2 separate regions of the Homo sapiens genome follow, and region 2 is linked to region 1. A link is a loop called in an ENCODE intact Hi-C map of the cell type or tissue named here. Cell type or tissue: heart right ventricle. All regions are shown on one strand. Each heading gives the region's core, and the rest is flanking DNA. Links, peaks and the distances in the headings are about the cores only.

Region 1 (16,363 bases), core at 6,368-11,367:
AGGAATATTCCCGTGCATCCAGCACCCAGATCCAAAAATAGCGCCATAGAACATTAACAGCAGAAAGGATAGCCACTATCCTGGATTCTAACAGGAGTCTACATATTTTTTAAAGTTTCCTAGCTTATTAGTTAGGTTTTGAAGCAACTGTTTTAGGAAAGTTAGCAAAGAATACCTTACAATCTTAAAGTTATTTTCAAGTTCTTTACATAGGGGTGTGTGTGTGTGTGTGTGTGTGTGACAGAGAGAGAGAGAGATCAGATATGCTTGGATCGCCTTCCCCTGCCCCAAGGATCTGGAAATATGATACATGGACAACAATTTATTTTCCATGGATATATGATTGAGTTCTTTAGCAGAGGTGGAGAAGGAGGTGACATGATAAGAATAATGTCTTAGAGTCTAATTCCATCATCCAAAGGTGTGGGTTGAAATTAGGGACAATTGGAGCCAGAGAGACAAGGGACTAAGCTATTTTTATAATACAGGTGTGAGATGACAAGGGCTGATATTAAGCTAGTGACTGTGGATATAGGGAAGAATGGTTGGTTGGAGAGATATTGCGGGCACATAATAAATTCCAGAGGATATATTGGCAGATGCCAAAAGACAAGATTTCCCAGAATTAAATCCCGATGCTCATAAACTCTGGTATGTTCCTTTATCCCACAGTGTGGGACTGTGTGTGCATGTATCTATGTGTGTTTGTGTGCCTGCAGCTTCACCCCAAAAGATCAAAGCCTAATTACTGTACAAACAGACATAAACCACATGAATACAAAACAGTCTCTGTCAACTGAGAAGTGTTGAGGACATCTTTTTGTAAGTTTCATGCCTCTTAGGTAGAGTTCAAAATGAATATCATCTAATTTTGGATCTTTATTCCAAGGTGAGACAGGATGCCCTGTTTTAATCAAGAGTTTATAAAATTAAAGGGTGTGAGATCACCTATTCTGTTTTCTAAAAAATTGATGTAGATAGATACTATGAATGCTACCACACACACCTCATTCCCATCCTACAGAATATATCCTATACCATTCTGGAGGCCTCTCCCTAGAAGCTAACACACTATGCCAAAACATGCAGTGGTTTAGTGAAGTTAACAGACATCTGAGAAAAGGATGAGACCACTAGACATATTTCCACTAGTAAGAAGAGCCAGGCGTTCCAATGAGACCTCCAGAGGCAGGCATCTGGCTTGGTATTCACCCACCAATCCCACCTACAATAGCACTTGTAGGGTTTCTTCCCATAAACGAGTGTGTTCATTGGCTTCAATTTATGTTTGTTGAAGGAAAATCATACTGCTCAAGTAATGGAAATGATTCTTTTCATAAATTCAATGAACACAACGATGTAACAGTAGATCAGAATCCAACTTAAAAGAAATTGTTTTCTGAAGGTAAATGGAGTCATGGGATTCTTGATAAACAATAAGAAGGTGGGGGTCTAATCGCATCATATCTCAAACTTTGATAAAGAATAACCTTTACTGTTGTCACCATGAAAATTAAAATGCAGAAAGTGTTACTCTCTCTGGTCCTTTTACAAACCATATGAGCAATACTTATGGCCCAAATCTGCCAAACAAAACACATTCAATCCTTAAAGCTGAAGCTCATAGATATATATATATGCTTTATGAATTGTACATATGTGTGTGTCTGCACATGCATGTGTGTGTGTTATCATTTGTTCAGCTGCCTCAGGGGAGATACTAATTCTTTGCCTACCTGACTTTAGGCTGGGCCACATCACTTTCTTTGGCCAGTGGAATACGAGCAGATGTCTTGAATATGCTGTGAGCTTGGTCTTTTGTGTTCCAGTGATCTTCCATGAACAGAACATGCTTTAGGTAATCATTATACCTTTATCCCAGATGCAGGACAAATTCACATGGAAAAGACCTTCACTCAATCTGCAGCCTGAAGTAAAAAATATATACGTGAAGCAAGGAGCAGAAAAATACCTCAAACTATTATTAATATCTCAGAGAAGCCAGGTGTAGTGGCTCATTCCTGTAATCCCAGCACTTTGGGAGGCCACGGTGGTTGGATCGCTTGAGGTCAGGAGTTCAAGACCAGACTGGGCAACATGGTGAAACCCCATCTCTACCAAAAACACAAAAAAATTAGCTGGGCATGGTGGCGGGTGCCTGTAATCCCAGACACTCAGGAGGATGAGGCAGGAGAATTGCTAGAACCTGGGAGGCGGAGGCTGAAATGAGCCGAGATTGCACCACTGCACTCCAGCCTGGATGACAGAGGGAGACTCCAACTCAAAGAAAAATATATTTATATTTCAGAGAAATAAGAAAAATATTGTGCTCATTTAAAAAGCAGGATATTGTATTTGAAAAGGAATATTCAGAGAACAAGAGCTCTTGAAAATAAAAAAAATCACAGCCAAAACATAATATTCACTAGAAAAGTGAATACTTATTATCCAATAAAGAAACTTCCAGAAGTAAAATCAAGAGATAAAGAGAAAACAGGGGATAAAAAGATAAGACAACTAGAAGATTAATTCAGAACATTAAAGGTACAAATAATAGGAGTTTCAGAGAGAACAGAGAAAATATAATGGACCAAATTGCCAAAGAAATAATATGAGGAAAATATCCTAAGACTGTAGTATTGAGTATCCAGATTAAAAAGCACACAAACAGCCCAATAAATGAATGAAAACATCACCACCCAAGAACATCACTGTAAAATTTAAGAACATCAGGCAAATAAAGGAGATCCTAAAAGTTTCCAGACAATAATTCTTGGGAACTATTGGATTGGAAATTAGATTGGCATCTGACTTCTTATTAGCAACTCTGAATGCCATAAGACAAAACAGTGTGAAATACTTTCAGAATTTGAGGTAATTTCAACCTAAAATGCTATGTCCAGGCAAATAATTAAAAAAAAAAAGATTGAAGTAGAACTGATGTTTATACTGTATAAGGTAAGTCAGAGGGACTCTGTTGGAGGATGTTTTCCAGTAAAACAAGGGAGGAAATCAGGAGGGAGATATCTTACATGCTAAGAAGCAGGAAATGAGAGAAATTGTTGGGATGATGGTGAAAGGAGTCCCATAACGTCAACTGTGCAGCAGGCACAGAGGGAAGCTAATTGCAAGTGGAATAGGAGAAGGAGGGCTATGACAGGAAGGTCCCTAGGGGAAAAATTAAAAACTGAAACATTGATTTATAAATGAATTTGAGTGTCTGTAAAAATTATTGATAGAAGTTTGATAGGTCTGTTGGAACATTTAAGAAGAAAAATGTGATTGATAATAATAGAAAATTTTAGAATAGGTAATTTTTAACTCAAGGTGTGGCTGGGAGTGGAGGATGATTTTTAAAAAAGAAGAAAGAAAAAGCAATGAAAAATTATAGTAAACTACTTGACCCAGCATAAACAATATTAGATAAACATGGCTATTGATTTAATCAAAGATCTAATTTAACTGTGAGAAATGGGGGATGGAGAGTTGGTAGTAATACATGAGCATTAAATCCTCAACTGCATTAGTAGCAAGTAAATAATTAATGTCTAAAATTGACTTAGCTTGGCTTATCTGCCAAGCCCAGAGACCACCAAAGCCAAATCCATACAGTTCCCATAAGTAAGCCCTTTCCTGTCTCTTACCCACCTGAAGCTACAAACCTAGAAGGAGTCAAACACAACAACAGGCAAAGATAAGGAGAAGATGTGCCAAACGAAGAAATTGGGAAAATACCTACTGCGGTCTCCTTCTACCGCAGAATGACTGGAAAAACCATGGGAGCTGGCACATTAAACTAGCTCCAGGACAGGTTGAAATAGGCAGGGGGTGATGACATGTTTGGGGGTATAGTTGCTTCCTGTTGGCACCCTTTGGAGTTGTGCTCCATTAATCTTTAGTCTGGCAGCCACGAAAGTGCCCTAAATAGCCAAAGGAGAAAAAAAGAAGGATGAGAGGAGCGAATTTTGCCAAAGTTTCTCTGCACCCTGCCAACACTGATGGCCTTGGGACAGAACTAAGCTAATTGGGCCACAGGGGATAGAATCCAATGCATCCATGTCATTAGCCTTTGGACTCTTTCCCATGATCTGTGGCACATATGGACAGACATGGCCCCACCCAGCCTCTCTCAAGGAAAGAGAACTACCTGACTTCTCTGCCAGACATGTGAGAAGGAGACAAAAAGCAGGAGAGTGGGGCAGCACCTCCATCTCTACCACAGATGAGACTGTGAATATGAAGCTAGGAAACTTCCACCGTCCCTACACCCCATATTATCTGAAGGCTGATCAGGAAGAGTGATGCTTGTATTCTAAAAGCCTGTGTGAAGGCGGGGCTCGGTGGCTCACGCCTCTAATCCCAGCACTTTGGGAGGCTGAGGCAGGCAGATCACGAGGTCAGGAGATAGAGACCAGGGTGAAACCCCGTCTCTACTAAAAATACAAACAATTAGCCGGGCACCTGTAGTCCCAGCTACTCGGGAGGCTGAGGCAGGAGAATGGCGTGAACCCAGAAGGCGGAGCTTGCAATGAGCTGAGATCGTGCCATTGCACTCCAGCCTGGGTGACTGAGCAAGACTCCGTCTCAGTAAATAAATAAATAAATAAATAAATAAATAAATAAATAAATGCCTGTGTGAAAAGGACAGCCCCTTCAGGATGGGACACCGATCTATCCTCGCCTGGTAAGATGGTTAATTTTTTATGCCACTTGACTAGGCTACTGAGCCAGGTTGTGTTCAGTCAAACATTTGTCTAGATGTCGTTGTGAAGGTATTTTTTTAAAGGTGATTAACATTTAAACAAGTAGACATTGAGTAAAGCAGATTGTCTTCTACAGTGAGGGTCAGCCTCATGCAATCAGTTGAAGGTTTTAAAGGAAAAGATTGAGGTCCTCTGAAAAGAAAAGAATTCTCACTCCAGACTGCCTCCAGACTTGAGATTGCAACATCAACCTTTCCTAGCTCTCCAGCCTACTGGCCTGCCCTACAGATTTAAGACCTGACAATCCTAACAGTTGTTGGTATGACCTAAATCCTTAAAATTTTATAATAAATCAATGTCTCTCTCTCTCCTCTCTATGTAAACATGCAAATATATGTTTGCATATATTTATATGATTTGCATACATGTGACTTATATAAATGTATGTGCATGTAAATAAACATAAATTATCTCTCTCATATGTATATCAATATATACACACATATACATATGTGTGTGTGTGTGTGTGTGTGTATAAAATATTGGTTTTGTTTCTCTGGAAAACTCTGACTAATGCACCTGGCATTATGCTAACATCAACTTCTGGAAGAGACATCTGACTTCTTGCCATCAGTAGAGTCCTATGTACCCAATCCTGGAAGGAAAAATTATTATTCAAACTCCAAAGGTTTGATGTTTATCATCAAATCTCAAGAACACCAAATTTAGAAAGAAGCAAAGAGGCAGAGCCCTGACAAACCTGAACACGATGGTGACCCTTACTCCTCAGAGGCCAGCTTTTCTACCAGGGTGGTTCTAGTTTCACAAGATTTACCTCAGTGTAGCTGATTTCAAAAATTGCTCCTTCCAGGAAAATGAGTTTTTGGTATCCTTCTTCATCCACAAGGATGTGGGTTTGTTTATCCTCCAACCTCCAGATTTTCGTTCTTTCTCCCACTTCTCACCTCTAAAAAACAATAGTTTTGAGTACAATCATTGAAAAAAAAGAAAGAGGAGTAAAGAAAAAGAAACAAACAGAAGAGCCATGGGTGTTGCTGGTGGTCATTTGAGAGCAGCACTTAGATCTCAAACCTACCTTTGTCCATCAGTTTCCTCTTCTCAGCCCCCTTTTAATCATTGATGTTCTCGGCTGCCCTTCCTGTAAGAACCTGTTCCAGAACCTTCCTGGGAGACTTCTCCACGGTCATTGGCCACTGTGCTTGAAAGACCTATTTTGCACTAGATGGAATGCTGCTAATATTGCTATTTACTATTAAATTGTGTTGATTTGCTGGGAAAACATTTTTAATAATTTTCCACTGGAAAGTACATAAAAACACAAAGACGTAAGTAAAATTTATTCAAAAACATGAACATGTCACTTTAAAAAATTACACCAAACACAAAATAAAAGGCTTATCAGGAGACATTTTTGTGTATTACTTAGAGTATATGCTTCATTTTCTATACTTATAATTTTATGTAAATATTTTATCATCTACCTTACCACCCAACTAAACCATATGGCTTTAGAGAAAGGAGACAATGTCTTTTTTTTTTTTTTTTGAGACGGAGTCTCACTCTGTTGCCCAGGCTGGAGTGCAGTGGCACCATCTCGGCTCACTGAAACCTCTGCCTCCCGGGTTTAACTGATTCTCCTGCCTCAGCCTCCCAAGTAGGTGGGATTACTGGCATATGCCACCACGCCCGGCTTTGTTTATGTATTTTTTTTTTTTAGTAGAGATGGGGTTTTACCGTGTCGGTCAGGCTGGTCTTGAACTCCTGACCTCAAGTGATCTGCCCACCTCGGCCTCCCAAAGTGCTGGGATTACAGGCCTGAGCCACCGTGCCCAGCTGACAATGTCTTATATACCACTGTATCTGCACCTTGTTATGCAGTGAGCTAAATATATAGAAGTTGCTCAGACAACAAGAAAACACCTGCTGAATGAATGCAATCAGTGTACTTAGTTCATACATTTTTCTTTCATTTCATGTCTAGGCTTCCAATACCTGTTCTGAATTTCATTTGGGAGATTAATGCAGAGAGGCTAGGTGTGTTGCTAGTCAAACAATTCTTTCTCACAAACAACAGGCTTCCAACTATCAGTTGTGTCTCTAATTCAGAAACAGCCCCTCAGTGCTATGAAGACTTTTTCTAGTATCTTGGTCATTGAACTTTCAGGTAAAATAAAGCCAAAGTATATGACAAAATAGTAACCACATTATCTTTCTTCATGTCTGGGCAGTCCCTTCCTGGCTCCTTGGAACTGCTGGCTGCCTTTCCCCTTGATCAAGCAGTAGCAGCAGTAATCCTTGCCTCCCTGGTGAACTTCTCACCACGCCCAGAGCGTATGGGATAACTCCAGAAGGCATAATGAGAAGTTACAGGGCCCAGGGTAAATGTCAATGTAAACATAATTGGAAAGATATTAACTGAGACTGATGGAAGGCTTCCCAAAATCTTTAACATGACCTAATCATAAAGTAACCACCAGATGTTTATAATTACTATTCAGCCTTATTCGCCTCCTATCCACTTTATGAAGGGAAAGGAAAGGGACAGCTACCCACAGCATGGGTGGCTGTGGGCTTATGCAGGGAAAGATGTGACCTGTGTTCCCTATTGGCTGGACCCAAACATGACAAGTCATTCCAACTATGGCCAAAAGTTATTAAGTTCCTGAATGAAAGACTGCAGCTCATGAGTTTCTTCCAGACCCATATCAAAGCCCAATTAATTTAGAAAAAGGAGGAGGCCACTTTCCATCATCGTGTGTTTTGAGGAGCACTAAATAGGAATTTGGCACCAAGTATTTCCTTCAACCAGTTACAATTCCAGATATCTATTTATTAGAGAATTACTTCCTGTGTTCCTGAGGCTTTGGAGGTCTAAAAATGCCCTTGCTATGCATGTGCCTCTCTTTCATAGCAGTCCTCACACTTGTGAAAGCTGGCATTCTGTAGCCTGGAAACCGGAAGTTGCAAGCGAAGTTATGAAGAGAAGAAGGAGAGGGAAGGAAAGATCTTGTTAGTGGAGATAGGGAGAGAGGGTGCTGTAGTGAGAAAGGAGGGCTGGAGGGAGGAATCAAAGGGATCTTTACAATTTAGCTAAGGACTGAATCAGGCAGTAGGCTTTCCTGGGTAGAAACCCTGGCTGACATTATCCTAAACAAATTGATTCAGGAACAGACAACCAAATACCGCATGTTCTAAAGTGGGAGCTAAACACTGACCACATAAGTGGGAGCTAAACATTGAGTACAGATGGACACATAGAGGGGAGCAATAGACACTGGGGCCCACTTGAGGGTGGAAGGTGGGAAAGGCCAGGCGCAGTGTCTCACGCCCATAATTCCAGCACTTTGGGAGGCAAAGGTGGCCAGATCACTTGAGGCCAGGAGCTCAAGACCAGCCTGGCCAACATCGTGAAACTCTGTCTCTACTAAAAATACAAAAAATTAGCCAGGCGTGGTGGCACATGCCTGTTAATTCCAGCTACTTAGAAGGCTGAAGCAAGAGAATCACTTGAGCCCGGGAGGCAGAGGTTGCAGTGAGCCGAGGTTGCAGTAAGCCGAGATCGCCCCAGTGCACTCCAGCCTGGGTAACAGAGTGAGACCTTGTCTCAGAAAAAAAAAAAAAAAAAAAAGGTTGGAAGAATAAAAATTAAAATTTAAAAATGAAAAATAAAAACATGGTATTGTACACTTTAAATGGGCAAATTTTAATATATGTGAATTACATCTCATTAAAATTTTTTATTAAAAAATAAATTTAAAAAAGAAACTCTGACCTGGATTCAAATTTGTGTTTTAGCCCCATTTTACAGATGAAAGAAATGCCGCACAAGGAGACTAAGTAACTTTCTCAAGGTCACAAGGCCAATATGTATGAATCGAGATTGTGGAAAGCCAGAGTCTGTGCTCTTACCCATTCAGTGGCACAGCCCCTTCCACATAAAAGAAAAATGATACCTACTTTTTAGAGTGGTGAGAATTTAATGTAATTTAGGTAGAGCACCTAGCCCAATGGCCATTGTACAATAAGTGCTCAGTAATGAACATCTATAGTTACTTTAGTTAATGATAATATTCTACCAGTCTTTTTCCTACATTGTGTGGGCTGCAGATGCCCATATAGTCCTGCCCCAGGCCAGACCTGCACAGGAAACTGCAAGACCAAACAGGCTTCATTTAGATTTCAGGGGACTACACCTTCCTATGCTTTCTCAAGTTGCTTTATCTCTTTCCTAACTACGGAAATAAACTGAAAGTTACATACAAAAGAAAAACAGCCACCAGACAGGAAAAAATCATTGTCTTTAGCATCCAGGAATTAATAGATCAATTTTGTATTTCCACTGAGAATTTGTTTTTATCCTCAGCACAAGCCTTCTGCTCAGAGCAGAGTTACAGTTTTACTCACAGTGAGTGTGCTGGTAAATTCAGCTTTCCTACAGGAAACGTGAGACTTGTGACAAGGTTATTGTGAAATCTAGACAAGGTTTCTTGCTTCTGACTGCTGTTGGCTTGCAACCAAGGGAAGACCCATCAACTCAACAGTCTTCAGAGCTGACATGTAAACAGGACAATCTGCATATTTGCTAATGTCTCCTCTTGCCATGCCCCTGGGCTGTGGACATGTACTGGTCTGTGGCCTATTAGGAACAGGGTTGCACAGCAGCAGGTGAATGGCGGGGAAGTGAGCATTACCACCTGAGCTCCACCTCCTGTCAGATCAGCAGCAGCATTAAATTCTCAAAGAAGCAGAAATGCCACTGTGAACTGCATATGCAAAGGATCTAGGTTGTGTGCTCCTTATGAGAATCTAATGCCTGATGATCTGAGGTGAAACAGTTTCATCCCGAAACCATCACCCAACCCTGCCCACCTCCCACCCCTGCTCAGCAGAAAAATTGTCTTCCATGAACCAGTCCCTGCTGCCAAAAAAGTTGGGGACCACTACCCTAAAAACCTGAATTCCAAGAAAAAAAAAAAGCAAAATCTTATAATATGAGGTCCCAATGTAGCAAATGTCTAATTGCCTATTTAGCTTATATAAAATAAATTCTTACTGGAAGCCTCAAAATATCCCATGTCAGTCATTCAAATTAGTTGTGATACTTTAGAACAGGACTTCTTTATCTTTAGGATCTACAGATGTATTTTAATGATCTGAAATTGTACCCAAATCCTCTAGGTACCTGTATAGTTGTTTTCGTGAAAGAAGCAGCTTTACTTTCTTAAATAAGATCTGCAACCCAAAAAATATTGAGAATTATTGACATACACATGTACTCTGCACAGAAAAAAATGTTCAAAATCCATTGCTAAATCACAAAAAAAAGTTGCTGTGTATTTCTGTGTTATATGGTACTTTTTTGAAACAACAAATAAATTTATAGAAAAATATTATAAATATACACCAAAAATAACAACAGTGAATATCTCAAGATGTGAATTTGTGAGTGATTGTTTTGTTATGTTTGCTTTTAGCTTTTGTATGTTTTGCATGTTTTTCTACAATAAGCATGTTAGTTTTAAAATGTGGGAAATCCCAGTAAGTGTTATTTTCAAGCTAATTTCAAAAAGCCTTTATAAATCGTAGTCCATATACCCTTCCTTACCATTATTACCCATGTTACTGCCAAATACCTCTCTGTCAGTATTATGTGATCTGGGTCATAAGAATACACACTCCAGTCTAGGAAGGCCTTCCATGGACTGGTCAGATGGCCATTTCTGGGTCGCAAAATCTGGATGGCACAAATGTTGGTCCTGGTTGAGACTTGAAGAGAGGTCATACTTCTGTAAGAAAAGAAGACTAGAAACTTTGAAGAAGAAAAAAACGGAAATAGAAGAAAAGCTGTGTAACCCAGAAACAGCTCAAGCTACACCTTAAGTCTGTGAGCAAGCAGTGCATTTCAGAAAGGTGGATGTTGCCGGTAGGACCTTTCTAACTCTTCAGCTCTTCAGCCAAAGCAGTGAGGAAAATAATGTTTACATCAAATGCCCATTCATGTTTTGTTTTAGTGGCAGAACTAAATTATTCATCCAAATGCTAGAAGGCAAACACATTCCTCAAGGAGAGTCTGGCAAGCTGTCCAGAAGTTAACTTACTGTTGAAAGTCTTGTCAGTGTGCAGGATTTAGAAAATGGGAGCTTTGGGAGATTGGGGATGCGAGAAGTATCTACACTATGGTTGACAGATTTAGCAAATAAAATACAGGATGCCCAGTTAAATTTGAATTTTAGCTAAACAGCAAGTAATTGTGCATAAAATATATCCCAAATATTGCATGGAACATACTTCTACCAAGAAAAAATATTGTTGTGTATCAGCAACCCTAATGCTTAGAAAACAAAGAAGAGCGTATCTGCATGGGCATATTATCTCACTCAAGACAGACAACGTACATACATACTGAAGGGAGGGTGGGTAGAGGTACAGAAAGTCTAGGGCTAAGGACAACTTCTTTCTGGACCTAGAAAAGGCCCCTAGAAATAAAGTGAAGCAATGAGTTGAATAAACTTCTTGCTTTCATGTAAGAAAATTGGGTCTTTCTAATGTTGTACTTCTTGGTTTAATATTGGTTAAACCAATATTACCCCAAAAGCAGAAGGCAGAGAAAACCAGGAAAGTCCCAGGGTACATAGTGTGCAAGCAGACAGCAAAAGGAACGTGCTAAATGGCAAAGGGTAAGTCTCAGAAGTGTTGCAGTTGGGGTTGAAGTAAGTGTTGGTTGGTTATGCTTAACTTTTCCTACAGCCAAGATTTCAGCACTTCATCTGAATACCTTGCACCTTGCAAAATTGTTTTCCAGAAAAAGTGCACTGAAAAATAAAATCATGTTTTTTTAAAGTTAAGGGAAAAGAGATATGTGTTGATGCCTAGATCTATGTGACACCAAATGAATAAAAAGTAGAAAAATATCATCTTCCAGATGTTTCATCTAGGTTATAACAGCATATTTTCACTTTCCATGCAGATGTTTGGCATGTAAATGTAGGCTGTGACTAAGATACTGAAAAGCACTGATTGAGAAATCAGAAAAATGTCATTTTTATATTGTCCACAAACGGCCACTGAAATATTTTTTCAACTTATTTTTGGCCTATCTTAAACATATAATTGGCCATGAAATTACTAGCTCTGTAATCTCATAAGCTAAATGAAACATTGATATGACTTCTCAATTTTCTGTTTTGCTCATGTATATCCCCTTGCTTTGTTCTCTGAGCATCTGATTAAGGAAGTACTCAGTTTCCTAAAGCCAGAGGATTCCAGTCCCACTGAAACCTGCTCGTGCCTTCACCCTCATAGTCTCCCAGTGAGTGCAGTATCCTGGAAATTTGGAGTCTGACAAACCATAACAGCTAAAGTTTGATCATGGAAGCACAGCCACCACAAGTGATATGAAATAAATGGTTTACTGAAGAGGTTAGACTCGACAGCATTGTGGGAACTTATAAAGAAGCCTATGGGAGGCTGTTGCCTTTGCATCTGGCAGTAGCCTTGAAGTCACTAGAGGTCAAGAAGGCTGGCAATCAGGAAGACAAGCTGGACATGAACAGAGAGACAAGACAAACTAAAACCCACATCTGTATCTCATGGCCTCCAACCTCAACAATATAGATAACTTGCAGAAGAGACTGGTGTCCTTTGCCGTGAAGCTGCACAAGGTTCCTGCCATGGCTCAGGACTCAAAGAACTGAAAGGAAGAGATCTGCTGAAAACTAGAGAAGCTGTGGACCCAGCCATTGCCCCACACCAACGAGGTGAACCAGCAGATAAGTGATGACGTGTAAGTTGACACTGTCATGGTGCCTGGCATCCATATGTCCATCCTCTGAGCATAACAGCTGCTGCTTCACTTCTACCTTCCATATCTCATGCAAATTTTTCTTGTGTCCAACTCCAACCAGGGCCCACACAAGGGAGGGGATTTGGGTATGCTGAACCTCTGGCAGGGAACAAAATCTCCCCATAGCGTCAGGCCTGTTTCCCTGTTCTGGCGTTATCTGGCTGGGGGAATTTGGCAGAGTATTCAATCTCTGCAAAACTCTGTTTCTTCATCCATAAGGTTAACATTTATTAAATCATTTGAAAAGCAAATGTGCCAAGTGTTTATTGTATACAAGTGAACCCAAATTGCTACTCATTCTGCTTATATTCTTGTTGATAACAACATCTTCACTGGGACGTTGTTGTTTGGATTTAATAAGAAGGTAAAAAAGAATCTAGCATATAGGAAAAGCTCAATATATGTTATTAACCCTGTGTGCATGCTCATGACATGTTCATTTTTAGAGTAAGCCAACCTTTGGTGCATCTAATGAGTCAACCTTCCCTTGGAGCTTCCTATGCATGAACCTGAAGAACTACCATCAGGGGCAACCAACTCATGATTGTATTCCCAATGCCATTTGCAGTCATTCCCAGATTTTTAAGGAAATGTCTCACTATGCTGTCTTACCATAGGCAATATAGATAGCCTTGGCTCTCCTCTCTTTAGATTCGTACTCAGAGAACTATCTGCTAGTGAAAAGGAAAAGAGTGCAATCTACCAGGCAAAATAGAAAGTTAAGGTATGGAAGGTGCTCACTTTCCAAACAGCTGCTACAGTGCTATTATTAATACTGCCATGGTTATTTTCACGTAGGATATCTAGCACAGAAGGAAAATCAATCTCCAGCCAGGTCTGGGAGGACTCAGAACAGAGCTTCAAGGAGAGCATAACAAATGCCCCAAACTCCTTCTGCTTACTTCACTTAAAGTCTTATTAGTATCATCATTTCCAACTGGGCAACAACCACATCTGCCTCCCTTCTGCTTTCTCAGCCATCGCCAGTGGCAAGTTGGTGGTTGGATATTTTAGGTGGGTTCTATATGGTGGTTTTCAAAATTTTGTAACCCAAAACTTAGCTCTCCCTTCTGCATGGAACTATTGTGATTTAAAATTAGTAGTCAAGGTAGTTCCTCAATTAAGGAGTATTTGGAACAGGGAAAGTCTGCCTGAATAATGTCTGATTCTATACTTTCACGTGAATGTACTCCAACATGTACATCCATAGGTAATTCTGTATTATGGGGGTTATTAAAAAATATAAAGTTTGAAGATATCTTCGAGTCATTTTACCTGCTAGAACAATACTTGTCTAGTATCAGTTAACTGGTCACAAAGGAGAGGTCTTGTCTTACTCTCAACAGTCTCTGATGGTGTCATTTGAACACTGACACATGCAGATATTTTCTCTCTTTCTTTCTCATATGTGGTCTTGTTGAAACTCCACAATAACTGCGTTTGGAATCTACAGTCATATAAATTTAGATCATCATGGGAGATAATTATACTGTGGAAATGATACGATATTTACATGTCGAAAAGGAGTCATAATTCTTCGAAATAGATGCCTGCTAGCTTTCTTAAGAACTCATTTCACAAATTCAAGTTGAAACAAATGAATACATGTTCCTCTTTTTGCTTCCTCTTTTGAGCAATTTTATGATTGAAAAAAAAAGACACATTACCACAATGGAAAATACCTCATTTTTCCATTAAAATGTGCTCTTTTTAAACAGCTATCCCCCCACCCACTTCCCTGTTTATTGGGTTAAAAGGAGCCATTTCTAGGAGACCAAGCCAAAGTCTCAGCAAGGAGGTGGAAAGCTAGGTGCTTGGAAGGCTAGTCTGTTACCTACCCTACACTACAATGACTGTGGCAGCATCAACAACAGCACCAAACCAGCCAGCTGGAAAGTGAGAACAAATCATTCTAGTGACTGACAGTTTGGTCCCCTCTGTGTCCCAGGAGAGGCCAGGCTGATTTTCACCCACAGCGGGAGGCACTGGTTCAATCAGGTCTTCTTGCAGCTAGTGGATCCAGAATCAGAATGTTCTTATACAAATACCACTTTGTGTCCTGAAAAAGAGAGATTCCACATGGACCCAAACTACAGGTGTTTGTACAAGAACATTCTGTGGAATCTCTCTTTTTGAGGATGCAAAGTGCTATTTGTATAAAATGGCTTCATTTCACCAGCAATTTTGATTTCATTTTTCAGCCTAATTTGGGTAAAAAAAATGAAACCAAAATTGCTAATGAAATAAAAACCAATGTTTCATGGGTTGAATTTTTAACTTTTTGTATTAGCCCAACAGCGTCCATCTCTTCTAGTTAAATATCGACTTCTCTCCAGGTAGATATTCTAAAGACAAATGGAAAATTCAAACAAGTATGCTGACCTATAAAATGATGTCGACAAATAGTTTAAAGGGTTGACCAAATACTTTGCTCCTTAACTTGATTCTCTCCTTTTTAGTTAGACAGTTACAGTGTCATCAGAGAGAAAATAAGGAAACTAAAGATTGTTCAGGATTTGGCTCCTCACACTAATTTTATTCTCATGAGTTAAGATTTCCTTGATTCAAAATAGGGCTCTTCCCCTTTTGTTCATCTTTCCACAAGGTTCACACTCTCCTAAGGCCTGGGATTTCTCCTTAGACAGCTTCATCCCTACAATTATCTCAGGATCTGTGCAGATTCTCCACACATGGTGTTATTCATAGCATGCAGATGGGGTATTCCTATTCCTAATAATTTAGGTTAGAAAAGTACATTATGGATAAAATACAGCAATCTCTTAATGATCTCTTCTACATGGATAGCAAGCAGAAGTGCTCATGAATTCTAGGTAATTTAAGTTTATACATATCAGAAAATATTACCAAAAGCTTCCAACCATTTCTCTCTTCTCTCTCTCTCTACATACATTCTCATTCTCTCTCTCTCTCCCTCCCTCAAAAAGTATCTCTGCAGCATTTCACACAAGAAATTAATTAAATCCCATTGATTCTTTCTGGGAAATATGCTACTGAGCAGGAACATCCACTTAAGATGAAAAATACTAAAGGTGAGGAAGAGAAGCAAAAGTTTAGGATAATCTTCATGCTGGATTATAACTTAAATCCTGAATAACCTGGATTTGGCTGAACTTCACTCTTTTTTATGTTGTTTTCTTTTTTCAAATAAACTTCAAGGCATGAGATCGTGGTACTAAAATAGAAATACAGTGGAATCATGTTATTGCAAAAATTTGGCAAAGCTACTGGTGAAATCATGTCCCCTGAAACATAACAATGACATACAGTAAAAGCACAATTCATTTCAATGTGCCCATAAAGAGAGTGTTAGCTGTTCCTCAGAGTCTACACTGTAAAAGGGTTTCAGCATATTTAGTGAACCAACATTCAACTCAGTAATTCTTATCTTGCCAATAGCATATGTGGTATGTTAAAATCCACCTCTCAGTAAATTGCCGTGTGGCATATAAAATGTATTAAAAGTACACGAAGCAAAGTTGTTCTAAGGGTCTGCATTTCATTTTGATGTCTGATCATCGGTGTATTATTTTCCTGTTCTATTATTGTTATTATTTAATTTGTCTATGGTGCTTGATCTTGATGGGGAGAGGAGAAAGAGAACTAGTGGGTGGGATTTTTTTTGACATGTATCAAAGGGGTGATAGACAAAAATAGAGCTGAGATTGTTAAGCCTCAACACACCATGCCTTCTGACACCAAGATTTGTCCATGCCACCAGATTGCTGGGATTTTGCCTCCTGCTCACAATCTAATTACCAGGCTCCAAACACAAATG
Region 2 (16,363 bases), core at 7,317-12,316, 160 kb after region 1:
GGAGAATAAAAAAAAACAGGACTTTTAATTATTTCATGCACTGTTAAAATAGTGAATAATGCACAGGTCATTCAGCTTATTTACAGTGGCAATGTGTCAGGGTAGAAAAAGTAGACTGGTGCACTCATCCCAGTTTTGTTACTCATTAGCCACATAGTCTTGGACAAGTCACTTTCTGAGCCTCAGTTTTCTCATCTAAAAATGGGCATGACAGCAAAAGAAATAATCAGCAGAGTAAACAAACAATCCACAGAATGGGAAAAATATTTGAAAACTATGCATCCAACAAAGGACTAGCATAAAGAATCTATAAGGAACTCAAACAATTCACCAATAAGAAAACAAATAATCCCACTAAAAAGTTGGCATAAAACATGAATAGACATTTCTCAAAAGAAGATATACAAATGGCCAAAAACATATGAAGAAAATGCTCACATCACTAATCATCAGAGAAGTGCAAATTAAAACCACAATGAGAAACCACATTACTCCTAATGACAAATGGTCGTTAGTAAAAAGTAGAAAAACAATAGATGTTGGCATGGATATGGGGAAAAGGGAACACTTATGCACTGCTGGCGGGAATGTGAATAGTTACTACACTCTATGGAAAACAGTATGAAAATTCCTTGAAGAACTAAAAAGTAGATCTACCATTTGATCCAGCAATCCCACTACTGCATATCTACCCAAAGGATAAGAAGTCATTTTATGAAAAAGACACATGCACATGCATGTTTATAGCAGCACAATTCACAGTTGCAAAGGTGTGAAACCAACCTAAGTGCCTATCTACTAATGAGTGGATAAAGAAAATGTGGTATATATACATCATGGAATACTACTCAGCCATTAAAAGGAATGAAATATCTTTTGCAGCAACTTGGATGGAGCTGGAGGCCATTATTCTAAGTGAAGTAACCCAGGAGTGGAAAACCAAAAACCTTTTGCTCTCACTTATAAGTGGGATCTAAGCTATGAATACACAAAGGCATACAGTGATATGATGGACTTTAGAGAAACAGAAGTGGAAGGACGGGAGGGGGCTAGGAATAAAAAAACTATACATTAGGTACAACGAACACTAAGGTGAACGGTGCACTAAAATCTCAGAATTCACCACTATATAATTCATCCCTGTAACCAAAACCCACTTCTGCCCCCAAAACTATTAAAATAAAGCATTTTTGAAAGAATTCAGAAATAAATAAAAATGGGCATGATGGTAATGCCTACATTGCTATACAACACTGTAATAACAATGCTAAATCTTGTTACAAAGCTTAGACAAAAGTTGTGTACAATAGCTGGCCTGCTGTAGACACTCAGTAAATGAGAAGCTAGTAATAGTCATCACTGTTCTTTAACCTAGTCTCATTTGCCACTTGTCAAATAAAGCGAACCTTCAGCAGCAGGTGGCCAGGGAAGCCAATTAATGCCTGCAGATGGCACGATGATCTGCTAATTGCCTAAGGCTTCCAAAGTCTAAATTGGCGTGGTAGCTCAGCTGCCAAGGACATCCAGTCTTCCTCTCTCCCTCCCCCTCCTTAAGCCCCGCTCCTGAGAATTCCGATGAAAACTCTGGTTCTCTGGAGACAGGTCAACAATTTGCACTGTTAAAAATAAGCCATTTGGACCCTGACCTGACATTTATGTGGAAACAGATGGCATTGAGTGCCATCTTGAATTTCTTTTTGTCCACTGCCATTAAAATAAATAATAAAAAAATTTAAAAACTTTTGGAGATGTTGGCATTTCTCTCTTGATTCAGATCTTCATCTATTACCCAAATTCCCTGACCAAGCATGAGGTGAACAAAGGACCTAAGAAGATACAAGTACCCTGAAGAAAATGTCAAGCTCAATTATTTATTCAAATTGCAGAGCATGGTGTATACTTGCTGCTGTTAATAAATTTTTTTAAAACTGACCATTTCCACATATATAAATATATACTTTTTTACCTAATAAATAATCAACGCAGTCTCCCAGCAACTCAAAAAACCATCTGCTTTTTGAGCTCTGCCTTCACAGATGTCCTTCCTGAGTTTTAAACCACGACCTCGGCCTAGGCTTCCTGCTAGGAAGGATGGGTAGTTTGCCACTTGTCAGGGAAGAGCCTCCACACATGTTTTTTTATTGCCAGTCTAAAAACGTGGCATGTTACCCATACATCAAAGCATCCATATGTCTCTGGCATATTCTCTCCTATGTGCTTACTATAGGGGGGTTGATATAATTGAAAGTAGTGGAAAAATAGACTACGGAAGGAGGGGAAACAGATGGAGGGAAAAAGTTCTCCTTCACAGGCTAAAAGGGTATGTGTCCGCGGTGCTATGTCTCCTGAACTGAGAAAAGTAAGAGAAAGAATTTGGGGAAAGGCCAAGCAAAGTGCAGCCCAGTGTGGTCCATTATCATTCAAGCTGTTGTCATTCAAGGCCAGCACTGATAGGAAGAAGGGTCTTCAGAATTGATGATTTCATGGCAAACTTCAAAAGCAAACTGCGGCTTTGCTGCTTGTCCTAGTCAGCTCAGACTGCCATAACAAAATGCCACAGATTACATGCCTTAAGAAACAGAAATATATTTCTCACAGTCCTGAAGGCTGGGGCATCCAAGATCCGGGTGCCAGCTGATTCAGTTCCTGGTGACGGCCCTCTTCCTGGCTTGCAGTGTACTCACATGGCAGGGAAAGAAATGGGTAGAGAGAGAGAGAGCACAGCTCTCCAGTATCTTTTTTATAAGGACATTAATCCTATCAGATTAGGGCCCTTATGACCTCTCTCAACCTTAATCACTTTCTTAAAGGCTCTTTTTCCAAATATAGTCACAATAGGGTTTAAAGCTTCAACTAGGAGTTCGGGGAGAAACAACTCAATCCACAGCACTGGTAAAGAGCTAACTCTATCTGAAGCCGCTTTCCATGCCCTGGGTAGAGTCATCCTTAGCATGTTTTGCATACCACAAGACATAGTGACCTGGGGTCTGTGGCTTACTAGAAGTCCTGAACTCAAGTTTTCACCTCCTCTGTGGTCACAGGCTTTTGTAAGAGTTCTTTATCAGTATTCAGATTTATTATTTAAAAGGAATTGTCACTTTATCAAAGAATTTCTCTGATAACATGTTTTACAAATTAAGAGAGGTAGGAATATTTGAGTGAGAAGAGTTTGAGATATCAGCCCATCAGAGAGTTATTAGAAATGAACATAAAGAGGAATTAAAATAGTAAAGCAGGACAAAGATGAACTTTGAGTTGTACCCTACTTTTTGGGAATCCTTCCATTACTAAAACAAGGCCAACCTGCTCTTCATCGGTGATTTTATTCTTAGAGTTATTTTGTACAGCTCCATTTTTTTTCATTTAAAGAAAAATAGTGCTCCAAAGCCATGGAGAGGAAAAGGCTAGGGTTACATCTGCCTCTCAAAGTCCACATATATCCTGTTCAACTCAGCCAATATTTTCTAAGCAGCTACAACAGGTCAAAGATCATTCTAGGCACTGACAAAGCGAAGGCTTAGGGAGTTGATCATTTGCCACACTAAAAGGTCTTTCCTTCTCTCTACCCCAAACCCTATGAGTCTTGAGGTTGTGCTTGGAAGCTGCACAGAACCAGACTAGTGCATCCAAATGGCAATTACCCATCCTGGAACTGTGCAACTGCCTTGTATCCAGCACCATGGCATTCTCCACCTCCAGCCCATCAATGCCACGTAGAATACTTTAGGGTTTCTCTACTAGCTAGGGCAGTTTTTCACTGAGCCATCTACACTCAAGATTGTTGACCATGGAACCATACTTACAAGTCGGTTTTCTGGAGCAGGAATAAGGCAAAGCTTATGTGCCAGTAGAGGAGTCAATCAGGGAAATGATAGCAATGATGTCTCTGAAGAGTCCACTAGGTTCTCCACAATTCCTAGGTCACTCACTTCATTTTCCTTCCCTTCCTCTCCCTGCTTCCTCATTCCCTTTATTCTCTTTTGCTTCTCACTTAACTATGCCTTAGAGGATTTGTGTGTCCCTCTCAGAGATTCAAAAAGCACACCAAAGAGAAATTCTTCAATAAAGAAACGTATCTATTCCACTATTTCCAAATGCATTTCTCTCCTAAGGCCATGCGTAGCCCTGTGGGTGGTTTCTAGAGGTTGCTGACTTGTTTCCAAGAATTCAAGCCAGGTCACTAAACTGGCCTAATTATAACTCTAAAGAAGACAGTGTTTGCCTTCAATTCCCTCTTTTCTCTTCCTAGGTACTGCTCCTCACTTTTGACATCCACCATGCATCAACTCTACCTACATTCTACCCCTGGCTACCTTAGACTCTGGATAAAGAGGACCACCAGGCCCTGTGCTTTCTACCGAAAACTTGATGCTCTAGGCCAGAATTTCCAACTGCAAGCTCTAAGGATTACTTATCTTCGAAAAATTATTAAGGAAAAAAAGAGAGTTCATAGTTAAGTAAGTTTACATATTAGATCCTCTTCTTAGAGAATTTACTCATCACATTCCTTTATTAAAGGCTCTGAGAAGTCCTGTATTAGAAAAACTTATTAAACCTTAATTTCCTAAATGCATTGGACCACAGCCCTCTTTCTTATTAATACCTAATCATGGCAAAAAAAAAAACCCTGCTATTCTGCAGAATACATTTTGAGAAACTGCTGCAGAAGAGTTTTCTCTTCTGATCTTCTCCCCCATCAAATTTCCCCTATTGTATGTTTCATTCTGTCAGGATTAAGTTAGACAATTGAACTAATCATGACATGCTGAGCTAATAATAACAGCACACATTGATTGTCTGTTTGGTACTAGTTCCTGTTCTCAAAAATACAATGGAATAAAAGACAGCAGTCTTCATTTTACAGATGAACAAACTGAGACTTAAAGAAGGTAAGGAACTGCCTTGAGTCTAACCCAAGCAGTAGGTTTTCAGTTGGGATTCAAGCCCCCGATCTTCCAATGACTGTTTTAATACTAGCCATTCTGTAAACAAGAAGTTAATATACTCCCCTCCCCAGAGCTGTTTACATTTTAAAGTCAAAGAGAAAAAATACTTTAATACCAGAAGAATGAAATTAATCCCCACTAATGGGAATCAGGGAAGACTTTCAAAAAGCCAGGGAGAGAGAATTTGGGGAAGTCAGTCTTCCTTTATGTCTTTCAGATCACAGTCCCCTCTCCTCATGAGTGCAATGAAAGCTCTGCCTGCTTGGGCAAGGGAACCTCCTATCCTCCTCCAAGCTAAGGTTGTAAGGATATGCAAACAGCCACATATCTATATGGAGGCACAGCTATGGAATGGAGCTACATAAAAATAACTTTGGATATGCTGATTTGTGGAGCCCACATGCATTGCCATCTATTAATAGCTCAGTTTGTGGTTTTATTCCAGTAGGTTTAAACAGAAACCTACTGTCCACCATAAATAAAATTTTTCTAATGAAAAACGTGGGTCCATGTAATGGTGGCTGTATAATGCCCAACGGAAGATGCCATTGGAATATGGTGCTCTCAAAACCAAGTGATTTACTGTACTAAGTATTTTCTAAAAATAATAATCCTGAGAAATCAGTACCCATTTTAAGTATATATTTGCTCCCAAATGGATGGCAAATTCACCCAAGTCCCAAAATCAGAATTTGGGGTGAACTTCAGTTGAAGAGATTTTTCTGGACAGCATCCCTTCCAATGTATTGTCTGTAATGATAACTTAGTCTGCACTGAAGCAGCAATGGAATCTCATTAGGCTCCAATCTTGTTCTGTTTGTACTTCTCCATCACCTTTATTTGTTTAAGGGGCCTGACAAGGCAAATGCTCCTGATGTGATGTTTACATTGCAGCTTTCACTGGAGCTTATTAAACTCATCGTTACTTCATATAAGCTGCAGATAGGTGGCTAGGGCCAGTTAGTGTTGACAGTAAGTAACAGACACCCTGCCACAAGGTAACATGTTTATATACTCCATTGGATGCCTGGTGGATTTTGTCCCTGTAAAACTATCACAGATAATGAAACTACTATCAGATAAGTGACTATAATAAATGACCACAATTAGGTCTCTGGCTGATGAGAACACTTGGTGGTCTCTCCAGCCTGACTTGGACAAATTCCAGGCTAAGTTCACATGAAAAAAAAAAAAAGAAATCAAAAATCAAATTTAAATGAGATTGATTCAGTAGAACATTACTTGATTTCAAAAGGAGCAAGAGTTGAAAGAAATTGAGTTTTCATCTTTCTTCCCAACTTTTTTCTTTACTTTTCTTCTTATCTTAAAAATAAATGAGTAAACAAATAAAATTCTAAAATCAGATTCTTATAAAATTCAAAAGCATTCAGTATGCCTCCTCCACAAACGTTCCCATGAAATCTAGAGTTGCAGAAAACACCTCAGCACATCTAAGGTTGGGGAAGCTTCTTTAAAAGGAAAGGCTTGTGTTGGGCTGTTACTGCACCCAGAAGAAAAACAGGAGAGACTAAATCACTGAGGGGTCTTGGTGTGGACTTTAATATGGCTGGACAGTCTAGGATCCATTCGGCAGCTTGCAAAGCACAACTGTAATCACTTCTTTAAAGGGTTTTTGTTTACACCAAGCAGGCTCTCATTACATGATGGTGAAATAATAGCACAGAATTTAAGTGCTCTGATGAAAAAAGGTCTTTAAAAGACATTTTTTTTTTGTACGGAATAGTCATTTCCAGGATGACTTATAGATTTACAGTGAGTTTTTTATATATGTGTATAACTTTAGAATGTGCTGAAAGAAGGCTTGTAGGCCCCTTTTAGAGACCTTAAAAGATGATACTAGGCATGTGAAAAATGACTGGCAGGCAAACATGCCTTGCAAAGCACTGTGAAATTATTTGTCATCAGTGACAACTATTTTGTTTATGTCATGTCACACTTGCCTGCCCTAGATACCTCCCCACTCCTCTTCCTTACCATTCTCTCCTCATTTCCCTCCCCTTCCCCATCCCAATGCTCCTACCATCCTCTCAGCCTCCTTTGAAACACAGCTACAGTTTTAAAATTTGGCTAGAGGGAAAGTGCTTTTCTGTAAAGGTATGTTTACTCTGGGGGTTTCCATTTTCATTTGATTTAATATTTCCTAATAATAGTTTTACGGGAAATTACCCTGGATGGTGGATTGATCCCCTCTAGAAATAAACGCTTTGGGAGTCAGGGGTGGGGCGGGGAGGGGGTGATTGATGGGGCTTTTGTATATCCCTGTTGCCAGAAGACCTCATAAACTCAGGAAAGCTGCCCAGGCATCAGTCTGTTTACCTTTTCACGACTTTAAAGGTGATTTATTTGACCTTTGAAAGCCGGGATCATACTTCTTGCTGAAAACAGTGCACACTTCAGCATAAATGGTGACTGTCAAGATGGTGAAGTTTCCAGTTTGAGGTATTTTATCACTTTTTTCCCTGTTCTAATCAGAATTGGGAGTGTCTTCTGGGTTCTTAGTACAAACATATTTGAGGGACATTGTCTAAATATATGGAGATAAGTGTGTGTTTATGTGCCATCTGTACATATAGTTTCCATAACGATTTTTAAAACTATTTATAAATGCCCCGGATATTGGGTCAAGAAAAAGTAGCATGAGTAGAGAAAAAGCTTGAGATTTGAGCTAGGATCTGAGTCTCTCCCTTACCATCTGGTTCACCCTAATTATATAATTTAGCATCTTACAAGTGAGAACTCTGGAGCCGTACCACCTGCATTGGATTCCCAGCTCTGCTCTTTACTCACTGTATAATCTTGGGCAAGACACTTAACCTCTCTGTGCCTTGATGTCCTTATCTATAAAATGGAATCAAAATAGTACCTATACCTCACAAGGTTGATGTGGAAATTAAATGGGTTGAAATGTAGATTGTTTCAACTAATCCTTGGCATTTAGAAAACAATAAAAGTAATTAATATTATGTAAAGGGGGTAAAAGAATCATACATACAACAAATAGGTAATGTCAGAACTAACATAAGACAATGCATATAACCACTTTGTACAAGGCAATCTGCTATTCAAATGCTACTAAACCCCTGAACTAAAGACAGCTCCTCAAAATTTCCATGTATCCCGCTAGTACTGGATGCTGTGACTAGATAGGATTTCACAACTTTTTTAACCGAACTGTGAAGAAATATGGCAGGTCTTCCTATCTTCACTTAACATATGAAGACACTAAAGGTCAAAAATAAAACAAAGTTACTTACTCAATGTCACATAGCTCCTCAGAATATAGTAGTAAGAACATAGCACCCCAGAATACAGCATTAGGAACATTCTAATTAAAATTCTATAGCATAATATTATTTGTTGATGAGTAATGGATAAAGTAATAGCTAGTTGTTCTTCAGTTTTGTAACTAAAGGTTGCTTCCCTGCAGGAACCAGTTTTCCCTTCAGAGAGACTCAACCAGCAGAGGAAATGGTTCCCAGAACAGAGAGAGTATGTCATTAGCCAAGGTCAGTGTTTCCCTGAGATTTAACAATCAAGAGAGGAAATGAGGAAAAGCATTCAACTGCACAAACTGAATTAAGAGAATTGCTTTACCAACTGGTTCTACTTAGGGACATCAGAAAGGATATTTGGTATCAATAAGATTTCTATTTTAAAATGTTTTACGTCTTTTTAGAACTCCATCCATCAAGAAAAGAATGGACAACTGCAAAGGAAATCCATTCTGTTAAAATAGAAGTGGGTTTATTTCCACTGATGATTTTGCAAGCTTTCCCAACAACTGGTCAGAAGGAGAGGGTGGGGATAGGTGAGTGTTCGGGGGACACTGACATCGGGATCACCACACATTTTCCAAGCCCAGTTAGGAGCTTGTGATATGGTGATTCTTTGGAAAACTCCTGGGAGTCTCACAGGTGCTAGGTGGGAACTCAGGATTCAATGAATTGGTAGGATCAAGAAAGCCACATTTAAAGGGCAGAGGGAGCAAGCCTACTGGGGAATCAGAAGACAAGTCCCTGGGACAGGGAAACCATGTTTTTCCAGTCACTGGGATAGGTAGTAGCAATGAGTGGCTGTTCCCTAGAAACCAGTTAGAGGTCATCCATTCTGGGAATCTACCTATCTGCCTCCAAGTCCCCCAGAGCCTCGTCGTTAGAAACTGCTTACAGTCTATACCCTTCCTATGGTCACAATATCCCAGCCTCTCCTGCACCTCTCAGAGGTATCAACATTCATGGGTACTGTAACAAGGTGCCCATCCTTGACCCTGCACATGCCTAGCTCAAAACCCCGTGAACTGAGAAGGACTCTGGGATTGCCCACCAGCCTCTATGATGACAGCGCATAATTTATTAGCCCCTGCATTTCTCTTCAGTACGTGACAATTGCATATGTTCTAAGGGGACAGCTGAAGGCCCATTAATCTTCACCCTAGTGGGGAAGAGACTGATGGTAATTTAATTTAACTGGATGGGTAAGGTAGATATAAGAGACCACAAGGTAAAAATGACAAGATTATTAACTGCACCTAGGGCCGTCTGTTTACCAAGCTGCCTCAGTAAATGGAAGCGGGTTGGTTAAACGTGAACCAAGGTTCAAGCAAGGTTTACAGAGGGGAGTTTCTGGCAGATGTGGGTAATGGCAGGGCTCCACATTTCCAGGAAGAAAGCAAAGGACTTTTGTGGTTAGAAGAGGAACTTGGGCTTCAACCAGCTTAGCAAGCAGGCTAAAGTTTAAAAGGTCAGGGCAAATTCAGAAATATTTCTCTCCTACACCCACAAAAAGGAAACGGTTGAACTTAATCACCAAGGTCCCCCTTTGAGTCCTCCCTTGACAGACCTCCCATTCCAACTAACTCAATTTTTCCTCCTGTCCAAGTTGTTTTTAAAGGTTGAGCTACAGCGCTTTGTCTGAGGGGAGGCAAGTCCTCTGCCACTACCCTCACCAGCCTGCGGAAGGATTTGAGCAGGCTATCTATCTCTGGGGAGCTTTCTATTCAGAAGCCCACACCCAGCAGAGAAAGCATCAAGTAAATGCCTGCAAATTCACCATTCCTCATTGTCAACATCCACCATACACAGACCATTGCCAGAGAGGAAAACCACTTTCCCAGTTCCTGATCCGGCTCTGGATTTGTGCACAGAAATGTAATGATCAGCTTCCAGCTCTTTCCAATGTCCCAGCTTTGTGCCTAAACTGACCCTGGTCCCAGCCCTGTTGAAGCCCTGCCCTTTGCCCCATTTCCATGCCCAAATTCACCATGCCAAACTACAGATCAGCAGGACCACATAGGTTGTCCCATAAGGGACAGTGTTTACATTAAGACACTAACAAGAATAAGTGTTTAACACCTTATGATTCACAAAGCACTCATCTAAAATGATTCTTATTTAGCCCTGTGTCTGGGCAAAGTTACTAATTTCTCCAGTTTACAGGTGAGAAAACGGAGACTCAGAGGGTTTAGGTGTACTAAGGCAGCAGGAAGCACAACAGATATTAGAATCCCTCTGTAAGTACTTATTTTACGTTTTTGTGGAGAGAGAGAGAGATTTGTATACGTGTGTATCTCTCTGTGGCAGACACTATTACTTGCCTCTTCAAAAGTCATTAGCCCCCTTAGTCACAGAACCAGAATTTTATTTAGTATGGCCAGAGATGCACTGGTGTCTGGAAGTGGACCCAACTTCTGGTCTAAGAATGGGCATATGACCCATTTCTGATCTATAAGATGAGAGAGGAAGTCAGCTAGAGGGTTTCTGGAAAGATTTTCCTCTATGATAAGAGGGAAGCACCATGAGGGGAAACTTTCCTGCAACACATTGCTTATTGTCCCCTGCTTTCCATCATGGATTAATGAGGGTGTGATGACCAGAGCAGCTGCAACTTTTTTGCAGTAAAGACAGAGAAGGCCAAAAACATCCAAGAGATGACAACCCAGAGCCCTGTTATCTTTAAGCTGCTAAACTAGCATCAGCAACTGCATTCCACCATACGTCTAGTTGAAGCCATTTTTAGTTGAGCATTTTGTTTACTGGAGGTAAAAGCCCTCCGAGATAATATGCTTCCCCACCAGTTGATGAGAAACTCAAGGACAGAGACTATATTTTATTTATGTTTCAGACCCCTCTGGAATTTAGTCCAGAAGTAGTCACTAAATATATGTTTGCTAGAATAAAGGCAACAAGGAACTAAATGTGTACTTCTAACAGATAGACCTTAGCGTGATGAACTTGTCAGAACCAGTGAAGTAGAATTTTGGGTCTTTGCTGAGATTTCAGTTGGTTCTGTGTTAACATTGTTATTACTGCTACCATTACTCTTCCTTCCTTCCTAGAACTGTTCTCACTATTTCCATATATCTCAACAACTAAAAACATGTTTTTTATAACATTGAAAAAGTAATGCGCTTCTGCAATGAAGATGTTTTTCTTATTTAAAAATAGAATCTCTTAAAGGTGACATTCAAAATCAGTAAAAGAAAGATAAATTATTCAATAAGTGATGAAATAATCTAATAACTATCTGAAAATATCAAATAAGATTCAGTACTACACACCAGAATAAATTCCAGATAAATGACAGTTCACTATATTATAAGGTAAATCATTACTGGACTTCATTAAAAAATCCGAAGAACCTATTAATAAATATTTATATAATGTCAGCTTCGGAAGAACTTTGTATAGCAGAAATCATAAAGAAAAAAATTGAAATATTGACTACATAAAAAGTTACATTTTCTGAATATTAAAAAAACATAAACAAAATTAAAGGAGAAATAACACTGGAAAAAGTATTTGCATATGAAGAGTTAATGTCTTAATTTATATAGGAATCTTACAAGAAATCATGAAAGAAACAACACCCCAGTCACAAATGTGCAGAAGACATTAGCTCAAAATTGATTCAAATAAAATAAAAATACCAACGATTAATACACATATGAAAATATAGAACCTCACTGGTAACAAAAGACATTCAAATTAAAATGAGATCTCCTTCACCACTTTTGCCTATCATATTGGGAAAGATTTCTTTTCATTATTATATCAAGCATTTGGGAGAGGTTGGAAACATGTGCAATTCATAAGCTCCTGCTAGAACCAGAAAACAGAAAATAAAAATTCACAGCAAACAAAATAGCAAAAAGAAAAGAAAACCATAATATTATCGGGCCATAATATTATTTTACAGAATGTACCCTAAGGTAATATTTTTAAGATGAATACAAAGATTTATCTATAAATATACTTATTGCAGCATTAAGAAGTTTAAAAGTTTGATAAACTTTTAAATGTTTGTTAAATGATTGTATAGCTGTTCAGTGTTGCTACACAGCAAATATTGCTACAGGGAAATGCTCCCCACCTTAGTGGTAAACGGAACAAGCAAAATAAGCAAGTCATGAAATAGCACAGGCACCTTCACATGAAAATGGAAGTTGGTAATGAGGTAATGGAAGCAGAGAATTTTTTTGGTGGGGTCTATTCTAAAGTTTCTAAAGTTTTCTGTGAATTATATGTGTTATGTTTATAAACAAAAATTGTTATTTTTGATAGATATTACAGGCAGGGAAGGGTAAGGTAGATAGGAGGGGGGACAAAAAGAGGTATGGGTATGAACATACAGTTAGATGAAAGGCATAGGATCTATTGTTTGACAGCAGGGTAGTGTGACTACAGTGAACAACAATGTATTGTATATTTCAAAATAGAACAGAGTACTTGAATTGTTCTCAACATATAGAAATGGTAAATACTCAAAGTGAGAGACACCTCAAATACTCTGACTTCATCATTACACATTCTACGTATGTAACAAAATGTCACATGTACCCCATAAATATGTAAAATATTGTATATCAATAAAAATGGTTATTTTTATGTAAGAAAAATAATCACAACCTCTCTTATTTGAATACCACTAGCCAAGAAATGTGCTGCTCCCAATAATATTTCAAGTCATAACACATTACTTCCTAGTCACTTTACAACATTGACACATACACCTAACAAAGATAGAGTGCTAATAAAAAGAAGTCGTACTGTATTAATAATAAACTTTTTTGAACAAATTCCGTTAATAAAACTGAGAAAATGTCCATCTCCACAATGGCTTACATGGACACTATTTTGTATAACCCTACAAGAGCCCTCTAAGGGGGAGAATGAGCAAACTGAGGCTCAAGGTGTCTAAGTGACTTGTCAAGGGGAGGAAATAATAACTGCCACACCTGAGGACCAATGGCTTCACTGCACACTTTGGCCTTCATGCAAGATTATAGATGAAGGAAGAATGGACCTGAGTGAGTCCCATCACCTGCATGGTTTTCAAGTACTATGGCCCCAGGAACTGAAAGCCTGAGAGCCAATTCCAGTCTCTGCATAGCCCCCAGCCCCTGGCATTGCATATGCCCCTGAAGGGGTCTCCTGGACTCTCTCTCTCTGCCTCTATTCCCCAACTATAGGAAAGCGGAGCTCAGACCTGCCCCTTCCTCTTACAGTAGGGTGGGCCAGCTGAACAGCATTCATAGAGAGCCAGAATGGGTCAGGGCTGAGCATGGTTAGACACAAAGCCTTGTGTAGGAGTCAAGTCAAGCAGGAGATCATAGCTCAGCCAGAACTGCCAAATTGGTCTCCAGTGTCTCATCACCTGAAGCCCTTCTCCTTAACATTATGCCAAGGACCAGCAAGGGAACCTGAAAATACAGCTCATGTTCAGAATCATACTCAATAAAGTTTCTTCTCTGACTGATACCTTAGTACAGAATGATCTGTACGGAATACCAGAATCTATGCAGGATATAGTTTTTTTGTGTTAGCATCCTATCTTTGTTAGGTGCATGCGTCAATTTTGTGAAGTAACTAGGAAGTAATGTGACAGGAAATATTACTGGGAGCAGAATGTTTATTGGTTGTGATATTCAAATAAGAGAAGTTGTGATTATTTTTCTTACATAAAAATAACTATTTTTTATTTTAATAATATTTACATATTAATGGGGTACATGTGACATTTTGTTACATATGTAGAATGTGTAATGATCAAGTCAGTATTTGAGGCATCCATCACTTTGAGTATCCTTCCTTTTGACAGAAAATACAGCAAATTCATAATACGGATCTATTTTTGTCCCGTCTACTCATATGACATAGAGACCCAGCCTAAGACGCAGGCCTTAATCAGACCCCCCAGGTGACTTAGAGCCATTCCACACTTTATCCACCTGGTCAGCAGTACCTCGTATCCTCTGAGGCCCAGCGCCCATGTCGCCTCCCTGAAGCCACCGTCGTCCTTTCTGCTTCTCCACAGGCCAAGCAGATTTCACTGCAGCTCTGACTAGTGTCCCTGAGGCACACAGTCACTACACAACCCCCACATGTTGTGGCATTCACTGGTGTGCTATGATCAGCTGTCTGCTCATCTCTCTTCTCCACTGTGCTCTGAGCCCCTGGAAAGCAAAAAACCACATCTAATTCCCACAGCACCTGGCACAGAGGCTGGTATATGGCCAGTGTGATGCTTCATTGAGGCAGTTAACCCCTTTGGTATGTTCAAGAATCCCTACCAAAAAAGCCAGAGGATAGGAACTCATAGTCAAATGACAGGGAAAAAATGAGAATTGCAGACATTCCTGCTGCAAGATAGAGAACATAACTGTAAAGACTGAATGAATGAATGAATGAACAAATGCATACATACATACTCTCCCTGGTCTGAGAATGACCAAAAACACAAAGAAGGTATTCACCAGAGAAGTGACACAATTTGATCATGGAAACAAAGTGCCAAAACTGGGGGAGGGGGACTTGGGTAGGATATCCAGAAAATTATCATCAGTTGTGAAACAAATTCTTTTAGAGGAAGCTTGATTATTTTGATTATTGAAGTACGACATGAACCAACCCCAGAAGAGGCAGTGCCTGGTGGTGCCATGTCTTCATATTTTTGAGTGAGTTAAGTGGTGGCCATACAACAGCCAAATAATCAACCAGATACAGAAGAGGGTTGCAATGGTGTTATTAAAACCTCCGTATTTCACAAATGGGGAGTTGAAACCCAGAGGAAAGAAGAGACATACTTCAAGGAATATACTCAGTTACTTGGGTCTAGAACCCAAGTCTCCCAGCTCTCAACTCATTGGGAGAGGGAATTCCTTCCTCAAAGTAAAGCAAATGGCAAATTAGAAATTACAGAGAATGTGGTTGCAGGGAAACATACTTTCGGGATATAAGATGCTTTAAAGGCTTTTATTTTTCTTCCTCTTCCAAGAAGGACTGTTCATGTCAGTTTTTCTGCCCACCTACAAATACTTGGATTATCACAATTCAAGAATTAGTGAAGAAGATACCAAATTATACCTGAGGTGTTGTTAGAACAGTTGCTCTGCAATGGTGATTGACTTCATTATTGTTTGTATAACCACATAGAAAAGACATACATGTATTCGTCTTAAAACCAAAGCTGGAGGGCCCAGACCTGATACCAATTCCATCTTCACCATGAAGGATGGTGAGTTTGGGGAAGTTACTTTACTTCCCCCTCAAAACCTAGTTTCCTTAACTTTAAAATGAAAACAATATCTGCCTCATATAGATTATTTCTGATGATTAAATCAAACATTGTGCAGAGGCCTGGCACATGAAAGATACTTGATTAAAAATTAGCTCACCCCTTCCATTTTCCTCCTCTGCAAATTATTCAGAATGTACAATCAGAGCATGAGGAAACTACCACCACCTGGTGTACGGGTCTCAAAACTGCATAAGCGGCAGCAAAGGTGAAAATACAACTTCCACTGAGGAAACTGCAAAATGAAACTACACAAATGACTGAATGCATCATACAAAAAATACAACAATTATTCTGGGATAGAGGCCATTGGCCACTCCAGGATGATGGGTAGAATTAACAAGGGCAACCTTCCTGGAAGAGGTACACCTTATTTTGAAATGTAAGTGGAGGAAAAAGGATGTGGACAGATTGGAAAGAATGAAGAACAATTTTCTGCACAATTGGAAAAAAAGTCGGAAGCAAAAGAGGAAGGTCCTGGTGGCAAATAATGTCAACTGGAACATTTAGCCCAGCCATGCCTGTTAAGCCTTTAGGGTCTTTAATCACAGAAGAACAAGGAGGGAGGACTGGGTGTAAGTCACTCACTAGGAGGTTGCAACAACCAGCTGGTAGTATTCAAAGCACAACATCTCTAACTTGTGGATGTCGGCCTCTTGTTCAGGGCTTGCTTTAATGGACAGGTGTTGGAGGCAGGTAAGATCATTCTAGCAAAGAGCAGTCCCTCCCTGTAGAGCTCCAGAAAGGGTGGAAATGTGTTTCTCCTCAGACATATGGGTAATGGGCAGAGCTCATTGAAGACAGCAGTCCTGTCTGACCCATCT

The links. A loop is a pair of places that touch in the nucleus more often than their neighbours do. Peaks named below come from ENCODE experiments on the same cell type or tissue, not always from the same donor. Only the 100,000 strongest peaks of a DNase experiment are listed, where the experiment ranks them.
Region 2: a loop joins it to region 1, with 1.8 times the contacts of the local background. A loop is called at or near these places in 2 of 110 quality-filtered maps.

What each region holds. Positions count from the first base shown.
Region 1 is chr1:221,067,387-221,083,749 of GRCh38, reverse strand. LOC101929750 (a long non-coding RNA gene) reads right to left here. Exons shown (of 7, transcript XR_001738479.2): 4 at 5,539-5,670; 5 at 1,737-1,928. Among named protein-coding and RNA genes, the nearest start is that of HLX-AS1, 200 kb to the right of the region's middle. RefSeq lists a silencer at 14,557-14,606. In heart right ventricle, for the core only: no CTCF peak of the experiment used is centred there; no DNase peak of the experiment used is centred there.
Region 2 is chr1:220,908,258-220,924,620 of GRCh38, reverse strand. No RefSeq gene overlaps it. Among named protein-coding and RNA genes, the nearest start is that of HLX-AS1, 36 kb to the right of the region's middle. In heart right ventricle, for the core only: no CTCF peak of the experiment used is centred there; no DNase peak of the experiment used is centred there; H3K27ac peaks cover 506 bases.